Regions from separate parts of the Homo sapiens genome. Here region 1 is linked to region 2. A link is an interaction called in ENCODE POLR2A ChIA-PET data of the cell type or tissue named here. Cell type or tissue: GM12878. All regions are shown on one strand. Links, peaks and the distances in the headings refer to the core of each region. The heading gives the core; the rest is flanking DNA.

Evidence for each region. Peaks named below come from ENCODE experiments on the same cell type or tissue, not always from the same donor. Only the 100,000 strongest peaks of a DNase experiment are listed, where the experiment ranks them.
Region 1: POLR2A ChIA-PET joins it to region 2 with 5 read pairs; 1 of 35 experiments calls an interaction of 5 or more read pairs at or near these places.

Annotation. Positions count from the first base shown.
Region 1 is chr19:19,604,046-19,609,420 of GRCh38, reverse strand. The region is part of intron 1 of PBX4 (PBX homeobox 4); the gene reads left to right. Among named protein-coding and RNA genes, the nearest start is that of PBX4, 12 kb to the left of the region's middle. In GM12878, for the core only: no CTCF peak of the experiment used is centred there; no DNase peak of the experiment used is centred there; H3K27ac peaks cover 482 bases.
Region 2 is chr19:18,836,063-18,841,437 of GRCh38, reverse strand. The region is part of intron 1 of UPF1 (UPF1 RNA helicase and ATPase); the gene reads right to left. Among named protein-coding and RNA genes, the nearest start is that of UPF1, 6.8 kb to the right of the region's middle. In GM12878, for the core only: no CTCF peak of the experiment used is centred there; a DNase peak (open chromatin) is centred at 2,467; H3K4me3 peaks cover 1,385 bases; H3K27ac peaks cover 2,490 bases.

The DNA of each region.
Region 1 (5,375 bases), core at 273-5,272, 770 kb before region 2:
TGCACCACCACGCCTGGCTAATTTTGTATTTTTAGTAGAGACGGGGTTTCTCCATGTTGGTCAGGCTGGTCTCCAACTCCTGACCTCAGGTGATCCACCCGCCTCAGCCTCCCAAAGTGCTGGGATTACAGGTGTGAGCTACTGCGCCTGGCTCTTCACTGTGTTTCTAGATAAGGAATCAAGTGGCCAGATAACTGGAGGGTAGTTGGATGGAGATTTGGGCATGCTCTATTGAACTCTGAGGCTGTACTGCCTGCCACCTGTCTCTGCTTTTCCCAGGGATCCTACAAAACTCACTTAAATCTGACATCGCTTCCTGCTCAGAGGAGCCCAGCTGATTGGGTGCCGTGGGAGATCAGACAGTCAGGCTCGGGCTTTACAGGACACTTTTAAAAGTACATTCTCGCAAATTAAATGTCATCTACTCAATAAACATGTATTTTGTGCCAGGTCTGGTGCTGGGCTTGGGAATGCAGCAGTGAGTTCTGAAAGGAGATTCATTATTTGGAGAGGCAGACATTGGAGAGTGCGGTGACACGGGGACCAGAGAGGGCAATGAGGAGTTAGCCCTTCAGCAAGACTAGAGCTTGTAGAGCATGGGCAATCAGAGTGCATGACTCTGGAGTCTAGGTGAAGTCAGGCGGGGGACAAGGAGCCTTGAGGAGATGGCCAAGATCTGGACTTGAGGCTTTGCCTAGGCAAAGAAAGTGGATGCGGCATTGTAGGCTTGGTGCAAGCATGCATGCAAGGCAGGCGTGGAGCATGAAGGCATGCATTGTGGTCCCATCGGGCATGAGTGGTGGGCGTGACCTTGGAAGGGAGACTCGGGGGTGACTGCCTGCCTCAGCTGCTGTCCGACCAAGCATGGCCTTGAACTCCTTGCCAGGTAAGGAGTGAGCACGCGGTTTGTTCCAGACTTGTACAGTGTAAGTACTTTGCAAAGTATTCTGACCTTTCTAAGGTATTTGTCCTGGTTTGTTTTGTTCTGTTTTGTTTTGTTTTGTTTTTGAGACGGAGTCTCACTCTGTTGCCCAGGTGGGAGTTCAGTTTTCTTTCCTTTTTTTTTTTTTTGAGACAGGGTCTCACTTGCCTAGACTGGAGTGCAGTGGCACGATCTTGGCTCACCACAACCTCCGCCTCCCAGGCTCAAGCGATTCTCCTGTCATAGCCTCCTGAGTAGCTGGGATTACAGGCGCTGGTCACCACAGCCTGGCTCATTTTTGCATTTTTGGTAGAGACGAGGTTTCACCATATTGGTCAGGCTGGCCTCAATCTCCTGACCTCAAGTGATCTGCCCGCCTCGGCTTCCCAAAGTGCTGGGATTACAGGCGTGAGCCACCGCGCCCGGCCTGCAGTTTTACTTCTTAAGAGCAGGGAACATAAGTTCTAAATTTTTGTTTGTACCTAGGTTTGTCTCCAGGAGATGTATAATATTGCTGACTGCTTTTGTCAGCTAAAATAATCCTTCTAGAACTGAGAATAATCAAGGATAATCGATCTATCCTTGGTTAAGGTGTTAGAATCATTGTTGCTTTCAGGAAGACTTTTTCAAGTAGTATTCTATTCCATAGGGACTGAAATCTCTGAATATATCTTTAAATGAAATTCCCAAGTAATTTAAAATGATACCTTGATGAGGAAAACAGATTGTTCTATAATTTGGGAAAGTAAATTATAGCTAAAATTATCAGCTAAAACATACTGTTGGTAGATACCAGAATGTGGATTATGTTTTTATTCATTTTCATGTTCCTTAGCCCTTATACAAGGACCAGCATATGGTACTTCCACAATAAATGTTTGTCCCATAAATATTGAATAAATGAGGTTGAAGGGGGATAAAGCTCTATGCTTTCACTTTCTGGCATTTTCTATATGACTCTCAATTGTTTTGCTATAGATTTTGAATATTGGTTTAAAAATGATATTCAGAATTTTGGTTTTGGGCTTTTTTTGTTTTTGTTTAGGTTAGAAGACTCCTTGGAAGTCAATTTAAAAGATTTACTGTTCTTCCTTTTTTTCGAATTTTTCTCATAAACATTAGCATTTTAAAAAACTCAGATATGTGGCCAGGCGCAGTGGCTGACGCCTATAATCCCAGCACTTTGGGAGGCCGAGGTGGGTGGATCACTTGAAGTCAGGAGTTCTAGACCAGTCTGGCCAACGTGATGAAACCCCGCCTTTACTAAAAATATAAAAATTAGCCAGGAGTGGTGGCGTATACCTGTAATCCCAGCTACTTGGGAGGCTGAGGCACAAGAATCGCTTGAACCTAGGAGACAGAGGTTGCAGTGAGCTGAGATCATGCCACTGCATTCCAGCCTGGGCAACAGAGCAAGACTCTGTCTCAAAAACAAACAAAAAAATTCAGATATGTGGATTTGGTAGAATATGTCATATACTTGTGTTTTTTGTTTGTTTGTTTGTTTTGAGACAGAGTCTTGCTGTGTCACCCAGCCTGGAGTTCAGTGGCGCGATCTTGGCTCACTGCAACCTTCACCTCCTGGTTTCAAGTGATTGTCATGCCTCAGCCTCCCAGGTAGCTGGAATTACAAGCATGTGCCACCATGCCTGGCTAATTTTTGTATTTTTAGTACAGACGGGGTTTCACCATGATGGCCAGGCTGGTGGCCAGGCTGGTTTTGAACTCCTGACCTCAGGTGATCCGCCCGCTTCAGCCTCCCAAAGTGCTGGGATTACGGGCATGAGCCACGGCACCCAGCCATAACGTGTCATATACTTGTTAGACATACCAGCACCAACCCCATTTTTCTCCCAACGGTCCCCATTCTCTGGCTTCCAGTCTATCTCATTATCAACTCTCTATTGCTTTATAAGAAATCACCGCAAGCCTAGCAGCTTAAAACAGCAGATATTTATTATCTCACAGTTTCCTTGGGTCAGGATTCTGGGCACAGCTTAGCTAGGTCCTCTGCTTAGGGTCTCACAGGGCTGCAGTCAAGGTGTTGGCTGGGCTATGTTCCTATCCAGAGCATGGGGTTCTCTCCCAGTGTCGCATGGTTGATGGAAGAATTCACTTCCTGCAGTTGAAGCACAAAGGTCCCTGCTTTCTTCCTGGCTGTCAGTTGAGGCTGCTCTCAGCTTTAGAGGCTGCCTGCAGTTCCTGCCACCAGCTGTCATGACATGGCAGCTGGTGCCAGTGGGTGACTCTCTAGTCATCTAAGGTGGAGTCTTAGATAACAACATAACCATGGCAGAGATGATACCATCACCTTTGGCACATTGCAAGTCACAGGTACTTCCTGAACTCAAGGAAAAAGGATTATATAAGGACATGACTCACTGGGGGTTACCTTAGGGTGTGTCTGCCAAGTAAGTGATTTCATCCCCTTGGGGAAGGTCTCACTAGTCAGTCCCCTTTTCCTCACTGATTTGCAGCAGCTGCTTGATCACTGCTAGCTCAAAGACATGCTCAAAGCTTGGGAACTTGTTTTCTTTTCATAGTAAGCCACAGAAACTATGAAATTACTTTGTATGCATTAAAAAGTGCTTTCTACTGTATCTAAAGTAAAATATTTTATAAGGAGAAAACTGGTAAAAAAAAAAAAAAAAAAAAAAATCCTAGAGCCTTTACAGAAGCAGAAGAGCCAACTTCATTTTCTTTCCTCTTATTGTTAAAATTAAGTTTCCAGGCCAGAAACAAGGCTCACGCCTGTAATCCTAACACTTTGTGAGGCCAAAGTGGGAGGATTACTTGAGCCCAAGAGTTTGAGACCAGTCTGGACAACATAGGGAGAACCCGTCTCTGTTTTATTTATTTATTTATTTATTTATGAGACAGGGTCTCACTCTGTCGCCCAGGCTGGAGTACAGTGGTGTGATCACAGCTCACTGCAGCCTTGATCTCCTGAGTTCAAGCGATCCTCCCACCTCAGCCTCCCTAGTAGCTGGGACTACAGGCATGTGCCACCAAACCCAGATAATTTACTTTTTGTATTATTATTATTATTGTTATTATTATTATTATTATTATTATTATTATTTTGAGACAGAGTCTTGTTCTGTCACCAGGCTGGAGTGCTGTGGCGCAATCTCAGCTCACTGTAGCCTCCACCTCCCAGGCTCAAGTGATTCTCCTGCCTCAGCCTCCTGAGTAGCTGGGACTACAGGTGCGCGCCACCATGCCCAGCTGAATTTTGTATTTTTAGTAGAGACGGGGTTTCACCACGTTGGCCAGGATGGTCTCTATCTTTTGGCCTCGTGATCCACCTGCCTTGGCTTCTCAAAGTGCTGGGATTCCAGGCGTGAGCCACTGTGTCTGACAGTTTTTTGTATTTCTTATAGAGCTGGGGTTTCACCATGTTCCCCAGGTTTCTTCTATTTTTATATTAAAATATATTTTTTTTAAAGAGAAAAAGTTAAATTTCCAGAAGATGAGCTATAATCAGAGTCCATTTAAATTAATGTTAATACCACTTCTATGGAAAGAAAATGTTTAATATTTTAAGCTGAATATCTCGTGTGATCAATGACTGTATACCTTATAAGAAAGACTAACATGGCCGGGCATGGTGGCTCACACCTGTGATCCCAGCACTTTGGGAGGCCGAGGCAAGTGGATCATGAGGTCAGGAGATCGAGACCATCCTGGCTAATACCATGAAACCCTGTCTATACTAAAAACATAAAAAATTAGCTGAGTGTGGTGGCACGCGCCTATAGTTCCAGCTACTCAGGAGGCTGAGGCAGGAGAATCACTTGAACCTGGGAGGTGGAGGTTGCAGTAAGCCAAGATCGCGCTACTGCACTCCAGCCTGGGTGACAGAGCGAGACTCCATCTCAAAAATAAAAATTAAAAATAAAGAAAGACTAATGTTCAGGTTAGATTTTGGGAAGTTCATATGTCATCTCATCCCCCACAAACATTTTATATTTGAAGTTCAGAGACAAAGATCTTAGTTCTGCACCCCAGTTGTATTCCTTTTTTTTTTTTGAGATGGAATCTCGCTCTGTTGCCCAGACGGGAGTGCAGTGATGTGATCTTGTCTCGCTGCAACCTCCACCTCCTGAATTTATGTAATTCTTGTGCCTCAGCAAGTAGTTGGGATTACAGGTGTACACCACCATGCCCATCAAATTTTTGGCATTTTTAGGAGAGACAGGATTTTGCCATGTTGGCCAGGCTGGTCTCAAACTCCTGACCTCAAGTGATCCCCCCATCTCAGCCTCCCAAAGTGCTGGGATTACAGGCATGAGCCACCATGCCCAACCTCTCATGGTGTTAATCAAATCTGATTTCTGTTGTGAAGTTATTGATTTTCAGATACATTATTCAGCTGTGGCTTTTAATAATGGATCTTTTAATAATGGACGCTTGGATGACAGAGTTATAGGATTTAAAATCATCATAATAG
Region 2 (5,375 bases), core at 325-5,324:
TGACGCTGCTTGTGTGATAACGGCGCTGCAGCTATTCAGGACAGGCGCCCTTTTCTGCTTCTAGAAATGCATACTACATACTGCAGGTCAAAATGGCTGAGTATCGCCAATTCACAGGGCTCCACCTCAGACACAAAGGTGAAAGGACACAAAAGACTTGCTTTAAAAACACACACCAGTGAAGAAAAAAAAAGAAAACAGGGAGAAGAAAACCTTCACAACTGTCTCATCAGGGAGACGGAGGCACAGGGCTCACCAGCTCTTGTATGTTAGAGAATTCATCGTAGACGTTTCTACACGGAGGATGCAGCAGGGCTGCAAGCTATGCGCATGGATCCCCGTACTGAAAAAGAGGTGAGGACGGTGCAGGCAGCGCAGCTCTGACCAAACACCTCTGCCTGGGATCTGCAACCCCCTCTCCCAGGGCCGCCAGGAGCCTGCACTCGCTCTGCAAGGAGCTGATGCTTCAGGAAGATGCCATGCTCACTGTCACAAGGGCTCTCTAGAGCCCAACGAGCCACCTTTACACATCTAGACACCATCCTGGCAAAGGCCCACGGGACCTGAGAAGCCCGGCTGGGTTACCCGGCTCTTAAGCTGCTATTCGACCAACACAGAAAAAGGCACAAGGACCTGCTGCCAGCCACCAGACTCCAGGACCCAGCAGCCCTCCATGTATCAGAGAAAGCAGAACTTTGCTCTCATAGGTATGTGCTCCAGCAAGGAGAGCTCAAGGCCATGAACCCTCCGGAGCCCCGAACAGCACTGGTGCCAGGGCCCGGACCCACTCCTCCCACCAGCCCCTCCAGCCAGGCCCCTCGGCCCTGAATGCCACAGAGCACAGCTGGGTGTCACGGCCCTTCTCTGCCAAGCTAGACTATCCCGACCACCATGAAAGCACTCTCACCACCATGACAAGCACAAACTGCCCCTCAGTTGTGAGCTGCTGCCCAGCATGTGCCCTTTAGCTTCCTTGCAGCCGCTCTGGGGAGGCCTCTCCCTCTCACAAGGCCCTCAGGACGGTGCCTCCCCAGCGGAGAGAGCCCCGGCTCAGCCTGGGGAATTATGGACCCTGATGAGACCACAGGCAGGAGCTGGAGCTGCTTTTTAAGTCTGTGGCTCCCTGTGAGGACTGGGAGGGGGCAGCCGGTACCCTGGCAGTTCCCACAGGCACACACACTTACACACTTACTCATGCATACACACATGTACACACACAGCCCTGATCCCGGTGTCCTCCGTCTCCACTGCCCTGTGGCCCCTCCATCCATTCGGGGTCCAACCTGGGCCACAATGCCCAACCTCCAACACCACAGCCCCTCCCCTAACCCCCGCCACTGCCATCTCAGAGCCCTCCTCCCAGCCTTGGTCAAGGCACCCCAGCAGCTCCTAAAGGCTCCAGGACACAGCCCAGCCCCTGCCCTGGCCCCACTGGCCCCACATCCACCCTCCCTCCTTCTAGGCAAAGTGCTGTGCCCACCCCTCTGCCTGGCAGGTACAGCTTCTGAACAACTCCAGAGGCGCCATTCCCACAGGCTTTCCCTTAGCAGGGGAGCCCACTCCTACTCCTGGGGCCCTCACAGCACCCTGGCCAGGCGGCATGTGCTGTCTTCTAACAGTGCAACCGCGGGGGTCAAAGGCTTCACTCTCCCTCTGCTGGCCTCACTGCCCTCAGTCCCACAAGCACAGCAAGGCCAGGAAGTAAGAAAACAGCAGGGGATGGCTGAAGTCCAGGGCCAGGCTGAAGAGGTTGCCCAGCAGCTCGCAGAGGGTGCAAAAGTTAACAGACACGGGGCTTAAAGGCGGGGGAGCATGGGGCCAGGGCTTGGCCATGTTTCTGACCTCCCCAGGGCAGGGCTCAGTCTGAGGCGGTGGACACACCTCCCTAACGGGTGACCTTGGGCATGAGCACAGGGTCTGACAAGGGGTGGTGGGGAGGGAGCGGAAAGGAGCGAAAGAGAAATCAGAGACAGCAAGGCACTGCTGTGGTGGCTGCCCAATTCCGTAAATTTACTAAAACAGCACTAAGTTCTATACTTAAAGGGGCCAGGTGTGGTGGCTCATGCCTGTAATCTCAGCACCTTGGAAGGCCAAGGTGGGCAGATCACCTGAGGTCAGGAGCTCCAGACCAGCCTGGCCAACATGGTGAAACCCCGTCTCTACTAAAAATACAAAAAAATTAGTTGGGCATGGTGGTGCGCACCTGTAATCCCAGCTACTCGGGAGGCTGAGGCAGGAAAATCACTTAAACCCGGGAGGCAGAGGTTGTAGTGAGCCAAGATCGCGCCACTGCACTCCAGCCTGGGCGACAGTGCGAGACTCCGTCTAAAAAGAAAAGAAGGGGGTTCCCTGGTAGGTCATCAGACTTCAATCAAGCAATGAGAGAAATGTGGTGGTAGCTGATGGTGGTAAGCTTTTGTGGTGGTGGTAGCTAGGCTGAGAGGGAACTCTTTTTTTAGTTAGTCCTGGTATAGTATTAGTCATAATCCCCCACCCCGTCATCCTGAATCCGGGTAATTAATTGTGATAAAAATAGAAATTGTTTCGTGTATTCACCACTAACTGTAAAGTGTCAGCTCAGGTCACTTTCACATAATCACTGGGAAACTCCTAACAATTTGAAAACACACTCAGTAAGTCTACTAAGGGGTAAGTGCTGACCAAACACTTGCCAACACTCCTCCAGGTAAACGGCATCTTATCTCCAATGTTCTGGCACCCTAAAACCACACCTGGGCTACCAGAGGATTCAAAAAGCCAAAATGAAGTCATGAGCATTTTTTTTTTTTAAGATGGAGTTTTGCTCTTGTTGCCCAGGCTGGAGTGCAATGGCACAATCTCAGCTCACCGCAACCTCCACCTCCCGGGTTCAAGCGATTCTCCTGCCTCAGCCTCCCAAGTAACTGGGATTACAGGCATGTGCCACTATACCCAGCTAATTTTGTATTTTTAGTAGAGACAGGATTTCTCCATGTTGGTCAAGCTGGTCTGGAACTCCTGACCTCCGGTGATTCACCTGCCTCTGCCTCTCAAAGTGCTGAGATTACAGGCGTGAGCCACCAAGCCCGGCCTGGATTTTCTTCTTTTTATTAAGACAAGGTCTCACTCTGTCACCCAGGCTGGAGTGCAGTGGTGCGATCATGGACATTTTGCCCAGGCTGGTCTCAAACTCCTGAGCTCAAATGATCTGCCTGCCTCAGCCTCCCAAAGTACTGGGATTACAGGCATGGGCCATCGTGCCCAGCTACATGTGCAGATTTTAAACTCACCACTTTTCGGAACCCAAGACTGTATGGAACTCACCCCGCCTTGGTCATAATCTCAGGGCTCAGCAGAAGATGGTGTGTTCACCTGGACAGTCAAGGATAGGTCAGGACAATGGCTTTGAAGACAAAGTAGCAACTTTCTATCCTGAGTATTTTACCACTTCAAAAGGAAAAGTGAGCCCAGGTTTACACACTCAGAGAAGTGGAGGCAATACAGAGAAGTCTGGCAGGAGGAGAGTGAGGGCTGGACGACAGGTCGGCTAGGAGCTTTAGCTAGTTGTCCCTTACGATCCAGAAAGACAGCATGTTTTTCCTAGGGAAACAACTCATGCACTCAGAGTAAAATCCCAGTACGAGATGACTATTCAGCTGTGACTCCCACAGGCTACCAGGAGTGGAGACGGAACAGGCAGTGCAGACCTGACCTGAGGATGAAGGAACAAAGTGGGACCAGTACCAAGCAGCATCTATCTACAAGGTCACCCAGAGCACCTGCACAAAAACATGCGTGTTGCTGCCTAAAAGGTCTGTACCTACCCACAGACCTCATACTTTCAGGTGAGCTAAGAAAAGCAACTCAAACCAATAGGCACACATTTTTCCCACTGGATGTACACACTGCTTTGTTTACCCATTCATCTGCTGATGGCCACTGGGGCTGCTTCCGGTTTGGGGTTCTCATGAAGAGATGCTGTCAGCATTTGGCGCAGCCCTGCGTACACACACCTTCATCTCTGCTAGGTCACAGGTAGGTGTATGGCATGAGAGTTCCAGGCAGCACTTTTGCCAGGCTCAATGGCTCACTCTGTAATTCCAACACTTGGGAGGCCTGAGGTGAGAGGATCTCTTGAGCCCAGGAGTTCAAGACCAGCCTGGGTAACATGGCAAAACCCCATCTCTACAAAAAAAGAAAAATCAGCCAGACGTGGTGGCACACACCTGTAGTCCCAGCTACTTGGGAGGCTGAGGTGGAAGGATCGCTTGAGCCCAGGAGGTCGAGGCTGCAGTGACCCATGATAACGCCACTGCACTACAGCCTGGGTGACAGAATGAGACTTTGCCTTAAAACAAAAACAAAAAACCCAAGTAGCACTTTCAGCCTTTTAAAAAAAGTATGGCAGGCTGGGCGCAGTGGCTCACGGCTGTAATCCCAGCACTTTAGGAGGTAGAGGAGGGCGGAACACGAGGTCAGGAGATCAAGACCATCCTGACTAACATGGTGAAACCCTGCCTCTATAAAAATACAAAAAATTAGCCGGGCATGGTAGCACACACCTGTAGTCCCAGCTACTCGAGAGGCTAGGGCAGGAGAATCGCTTGAACCCAGGAGGTGGAGGTTGCAGTGAGCCAAGATTGTGCCACTGCACTCCAGCCTAGGCAACAGAGCGAGACTCCGTCTCCAAAAAAAAAAAAAAAAAAAAATGGGTGGATAGTGGTATCTCCCTGACTTTTCTTTCCAGTTTCATTGAGGCATAACTGACATACCATAAGCTGCAAATGTTTAGTGTGCCATTTTAGAAACTGACATACATCAATGTACTTAAACACCCATAAAACTATCACTACAATCACGATAATAAAAACGTCCATTACCCCCAAGTTTCCTGTGCCCTTTGTCACCTGCCTCCCCTTTCCCACCTTTCTGTCCAGCCACCACTGGTCTGCTTTCTATTGCTGCAGGCTAGCTGGCAATTTCTAGAATTTTTTTATGAATTAAATCATATGATGAATGACACATACAAAAAAGTAATTATTATGAGACACATCCATGTTGTTGCAGGTATCAATAGTTTGTTCCTTCTTAATACTGAGCAGTATTTCCAACTCTTAAGAGTTTCACTCTAGTTCCCGTTTGGAGGATCCAGGGCAGAAGCTACAGTCAAGAGGAAATATTCCAACCAGGCAGACCAAAAGGCTTGTAACACCAGCTATTATGCAAAGGACTTCTGAAATTACCTTCACTGTCCTGGGAGCAGGAGAAGTGGCAGCAGAGAAGGGCCCAGGAAAAGGTCAGATGCTCGAAAACTGTCCCTGTATCTTAAGGACACTTGGCAATACTGTGTCAGCGCTTTTCATCCCAGGATCTCAAGGGCTTTGATAAATATCAGT